2 separate regions of the Homo sapiens genome follow, and region 2 is linked to region 1. Evidence: read pairs that join two places in POLR2A ChIA-PET (ENCODE). Cell type or tissue: PC-9. All regions are shown on one strand. Links, peaks and the distances in the headings refer to the core of each region. The heading gives the core; the rest is flanking DNA. Region 1 overlaps RC3H1 (ring finger and CCCH-type domains 1). Region 2 has its middle 18 kb from the start of RC3H1-DT.

Evidence for each region. Peaks named below come from ENCODE experiments on the same cell type or tissue, not always from the same donor. Only the 100,000 strongest peaks of a DNase experiment are listed, where the experiment ranks them.
Region 2: POLR2A ChIA-PET joins it to region 1 with 13 read pairs; 2 of 35 experiments call an interaction of 5 or more read pairs at or near these places.

What each region holds. Positions count from the first base shown.
Region 1 is chr1:173,953,886-173,956,804 of GRCh38, reverse strand. The region is part of intron 13 of RC3H1 (ring finger and CCCH-type domains 1); the gene reads left to right. Among named protein-coding and RNA genes, the nearest start is that of SERPINC1, 38 kb to the right of the region's middle. In PC-9, for the core only: no CTCF peak of the experiment used is centred there; no DNase peak of the experiment used is centred there.
Region 2 is chr1:174,038,995-174,041,913 of GRCh38, reverse strand. No RefSeq gene overlaps it. Among named protein-coding and RNA genes, the nearest start is that of RC3H1-DT, 18 kb to the right of the region's middle. In PC-9, for the core only: no CTCF peak of the experiment used is centred there; a DNase peak (open chromatin) is centred at 1,343.

The sequences.
Region 1 (2,919 bases), core at 330-2,829:
TGTATTTAAACTTCTTATATATATTTCACCTTCTTTCTGTGCATGAACTAACATCTTTTTAGTAGACACATTATAATTGTACAAGTTTATGGGATACAGAGTGATATTTCTTTCTTTCTTTTTTTTTTTTTTTTTTTAATTTTTTGAGGTGGAGTTTCACTCTTGTTGCCCGGGCTGGAGTGCAATGGCGCGATCTCGGCTCACCGCAAACTCCGCCTCCTGGGTTCAAGTGATTCTTCTGCCTCAGCCACCCGAGGAGCTGGGATTATAGGCATGCACCACCACGCCCAGCTAATTTTGTATTTTTAGTAGAGATGGGGTTTCTCCATGTTGATCAGGCTGGTCTCAAACTCCCGACCTCAGGTGATCCGCCTGCCTTGGCCTCCCAAAGTGATATTTCAATACATATATACAATATGCAATGATGAAAGCAGGGTAATTAGCATATCATCTCAAACATTTATCTTTTATTTATTTTGGGAACATTCAAAATCCTCTCTTCCTTGGACAATTGTGTATGTGATACTCACTGCTGGAAGGTCAAGGTTACAGAAATGCAGGATGCTTCCAGAGAGTTTCAGGTCACCCTTTGACTGGTAGGTAGGTAGCATTTAAGTCATTCAGAACAGTCATCCAAATTTTCTTTTCTTTTTTTTTTCTTTTTTTTTTTTTTTGAGACAGACTCTTGCTCTGTTGCCCAGGCTAGAGTGCAGTGGCACGATCTCGGCTCACTGCAACCTCCACCTCCCAGGTTCAAGTGATTCTCCTGCTTCAGCCTCCTGAGTAGCTGGGATTACAGGCATGCACCACCATGCCAGGCTAATTTTTGTATTTTTAGTAGAGGCAGGGTTTCACCATGTTGGCCAGGCTGGTCTTGATCTCCTAACCTCAGATGATCTAGCCACCTCGGCCTCCCAAAGTGTTGCGATTATAGGCATGAGCCACTGCGCCTGGCCAGTCATCCAACTTTTCTTTGAAGAAGAGAGCAGTGTTACATTTAATTGTAAATTTTTGTATTATGTAACATTGTAGGAATAACATTCTTCCTGTGGGCTAAATAAATATCTCCTTATGATTTTCAGATTTTATTTCAAGGAAAAATGCTGGGTAGATCTACTGTTGTCCTTGCTTTTTGTATCTACAACATTGTTGACATAGTGTTTATCTCAAGATTCCTTTATAAATTGGCCGGGCGCGGTGGCTCACACCTGTAATCCCAGCACTTTGGGAGGCTACAGTGGGCAGATCATGAGGTCAGGAGATCAAGACCATCCTGGCTAACAGTGAAACCCTGTCTCTACGAAAAATACGAAAACAAAACTAGCCGGGCGTGGTGGTGGGCATCTGCGGTCCCAGCTCCTCGGGAGGCTGAGGTGAGAGAATGACGTGAACCTGGGAGGCAGAGCTTGCAGTGAGCCGAGATCGCGCCACTGCACTCCAACCTAGGTGACAGAGCAAGACTCCTTCTCAAAAAAAAAAAAAAAAGCCAACATCTCTTACTGCAAACGTGATGTTGTTGTTGTTGTTGTTGTTGTTGTTGTATGAAGATTGTGGTTTCTCTTTTTTTTTTTTTTTTTTTGTGACAGAGTTTCACACTGTCGTCTGGGCTGGAGTGCAATGGCGTGATCTCGGCTCACTGCAACCTCCGCCTCCCAGGTTCAAGCGATTCTCCCGCCTCAGCCTCCCGAGTAGCTGGGATTACAGGCGCCCGCCACCACGCTTGGCTAATTTTTTGTATTTTTAGTAGGAACAGGGTTTCACCGTGTTAGCCAGGATGGTCTCGATCTCCTGACCTCGTGATCTGCCCGCCTCAGCCTCCCAAAGTGCTGGGATTATAGGTGTGAGCCACCACACCCAGCCTAAGATTGTGGTTTCTTTCTTCCTCAAATCGAAAATCATTTTGTTGATATTCCTTTCTTTTGTCAATCTATCCTAGATACTTTCCATTTTATTTTGACTTTCAAGATCCTAAGTAGAAAATTTTAAATGTTTCTGTTTTCTTAAAAAAGAGACAGGGTCTTGCTGTGTTGCCCAGGCTGGTGGTCTCAAACTCGTGGGCTCAAGCAATCCACCCACCATGCCCCGTCCAAATTTTTTATGTCATTTGTAAATAAGTAAATAAACCTGGATGGAATTGGTCTATAGAAATAATGGATAAAATTGTATATAAAGATCAGTTTATGATGTTAAAAGTTTTCTTCAAAAAAACATAATTTTTTCAAATCAGGAAAAACAATCCTCTCTTCTAGTTTTTAGAAAATATATAGTAAATTATTAACTGTACTCACCCTGCAGTGCTATAGAATGCTAGAAGTAATTCCTCCTGTGTAGCTATAATTTTGTATCTGTTAACCAAGCTCTCTCCCCTTCCCTCCCCCCATTCCCTTTCTAGTCTCTCATAACCACAGTTCCACTCTCTACTTCTGTGACTCAACTTTTTAGCTCCCACATTGAGTGAGAACATGAAATATTTGTCTTTCTGTGCCTGACCAATTTCACTTAATGTGATGTCCTCTAGGCTCATCTATGTTGCTGCAAATGACAGGATTTATTTTTTTATGTCTGAATAGTATTTCATTGTATATATACCACATTTTCTTTATCAATTCATCTGTTGCTGGATACCTAGGTTGATTCCATATCTTGGCTATTGGGAATAAAACATGAGAGTGCAGATATCCCTTCATATACTGATTTCTTTTCCTTTGAATGAATGCCCAGTAGTGGGATTGTTGGATCTCTGTATTATTATTATTATTATTATTTGAGATGGAGTCTCACTCTGTTGCCCAGGCTGGAGTGCAGTGGCATGAACTTGGCTCCCTGCAACCTCCGCCTCCCAGGTTCAAGCAATTTTCCTGCCTCAACCTCTCGAGTAGCTGGGACTACAGTCATGCACCAACACGCCCAGCTAATTTT
Region 2 (2,919 bases), core at 179-2,678, 85 kb before region 1:
GTGTATACATAATGAGATCTCTCAGGGATAAGACCTAAGACTAAATATGAAATTCATTTATGTTTCTTTTCTTTCTTCTTCTTTTTTTAGAGAAAAAAAAAATACCCTGTCAACCAGGCTGGAGTGTAATGGCTTGATCATTGCTCACTGCAGTCTTAATAGGCTCTTGGGCTCAAATGATCCTTCTGCCTTAGCCTCCCAGTAGCTAGAACTACAGGTACAAGCTGCCACACCTAGCTAATTTAAAAAATTTTTTACAGATGAGGTCTTGCTACATTACCCAGGCTGACCTTGAACTCCTGGCCTCAAGCAATTTTCCCATCTCTGCCTCCTGAGTAACTGGGATTATAGGAGCTAGCCATGGTGCTCAGCTCATTTATGTTTCATACATACTTTATACACAGAGCCTGAAGTTAATTCTATACAGCATTTTAAATAATTTTGTGCATGAAACAAAGTTTGTGTACATTGAACTGTCAGAAAGCAAATGTGTCACTGTCTTGGTTACCCATGTGGACAATATGTGTTTGTTCGGCATCACCATCATTCCTGACTCAAAATTTATGTGCTATTGATAAACAATAATTTTCTGACACTTATTTACACAAAAGTGAATTCACACACAAGTGGGAGGGTCTTGTTTCCTTTGAGGATGCTGAATAAACTGTGTTGTGCATCTGCATTTTGACTACAATCCATTACATGAGATCAGGTGTAGGATTGTTCACTTGTGGCATCATGTCAGTACTGAAAATGTTTCAGATTTTGGAGGATTTTCGATTTTGGATTTTCAGATTAGGGATGCTCAACGTGTATTACCTCTCAAATTTTCTACTTCCTTTGCTACAATTCCATTCTCACTAGTAAACTCTGGTTTTCCAGGGCCCCTGATGGCAGGAAGAGAGAGCCCCAGAGAGCAGTAAGAGTTTCCAGATGATGAAAAGAGAAATGCCTTATGATATTATGACCAGTATATAAGTGTCCTGAGTTTGGTCAGTGCGAATTGCCTTCAAGACACTATTCACATCTGGGTAATGGAGAAAATCCAGTTTACAAATCTCCAAAGCTGAGGAGCAGTCACCAGGCAGTGGTGATCTTGCCAAGTATTCTGCTAAGGAGAGCCTGCCAGAACAGTCAACCCTTAAGCCATACTTCCACTCAGTGCCCCAAATTGTTACACGCTTCCACTTGACAACCATCTGTCCTGATGTGACCATACTAGAGAAGCCATATAGTGCAGTAGTCAAGAGAGTAGACTTCAGAGCTAGGCAGCTGCAGTTTGAATCATGACTCTGTTATTATTCATTGTCACCTTGGGCAAGTAGCCAACCCTTCTGTGCCTGTTTCCTCATATGAAATAGGATGCTAACTGTGCCTACCTCACAAGGATGTTATGAGGAGCTAGGATGAGTAAAATGGTTCAGACAGTGCCCAGTGTATAAGTGCTCAAAAAATAGCAATTATGCAAAAAGCAAGTTCCGGGTAGGACTATGATAAAACTAGTTTAGGCCCAGTCTATTAACTCATTTTGGTAAAATATTAGGAAAAAATTGTAGAACTTGTTTACATTTTGTGATTATTTGTTGCTTCCCCATTTTCATCTATTTCTTTTGCCTACAAATTTGTTTCCCCATAGCTATTAACAGTGATTCCTTAAAAAGGAAAAGGGCCTCTAGGCTTTTTTTCTAAGGTAATCAAGGAGGGTTAGAGAAGGCTGAAGAGATGGTTTCTCAGACAGCCTTGTGAGGAGAAACATAGATGGTGTGGTGGCAACTGTGTAGAACAAAGGAATGCAGGACAAATTACATAAACCCCTGAGGGAAGAAATAAGTGTCCAAAGGTGTTGCTGGATCTCAAGATCTGTTTTTTTTTTAGAGACAGGATCTCGCCACATTGCCCAGGCTGGTCTTGAACTCCTGGGCTCCAGTGATCCTCCCACCTTGGTCTCTCAAAGTGTTGGGATTACAGGTGTGAGCCAGCATCACACCCAGCCTTCATTATCTCCTTATGAACAAGAGCTGATTTAAGCTTGGCCCAATGCTTACTCTCAGCCTACAAAAAGACAGTCTCCAATTGTTCAGTAGATAAAGTTGTTTGTAATACAAGTAAACTCTTGGTTAATACCCAAGGATGTGCTTTTTTTGGTGGCTATTTTCCTAGGGTATCGAAATACATTGTATCCCATATATTCTTTGGGTGATTTAGAACACCGATGAATTTTTTAATTCGCTCTAACCTTCAATAAATTTCTATATTTTATTTAGTTTTTAGAGACAGAGTCTCACTCTGTCACCTAAGCTGCAGTGCAGTGGCACGATCATAGCTCACTGAAGCCTCAGTTCCTGGGTTCAAGTGATCCTCTTGCCTTAGCCTCCCGAGTAGCTAGGATTACAGGTATACACCACCACGCCTGGCTAATTTTTTTTTTATTTTTTGTAGAGACAGGGATCTCACTATGTTGTCCAAGCTGGTCTCAAACTCCTGGCCTCAAGCAATCCTCTGGCCTCAGCCTCTCAAATTGCTGGGATTATAGGCATGAGCCACTGCACTCAGCCCAGTAAATATTTCTGAGTCTTCAACCTCTTATGAAGGTCAAAACCAAACTGATCTCTTGGATTGATTCCAAAATCTCCACTGAGTATACTGGAAAATATGTTTTTGCATATTCAACAATATTGGGCAGTTTTTCCTCCTACTCTTTAGCAGGATGACTTCACAGTCCAGATCCTGCAGCAGATTGCCAAGCTCAATTTCCAGCTCTACCACAGTTTTGATGAGTGACTGCTGGGCGATAACTTAACCTTTCTCTTTCCTACATTTCCTCATTTGTAAAATGGTGATAATAATAATACCAATTTATAAAGCTGTTTAAGAATTTAAATGAGTTATTACATTCAGAACAATGCCTGACACAACCTC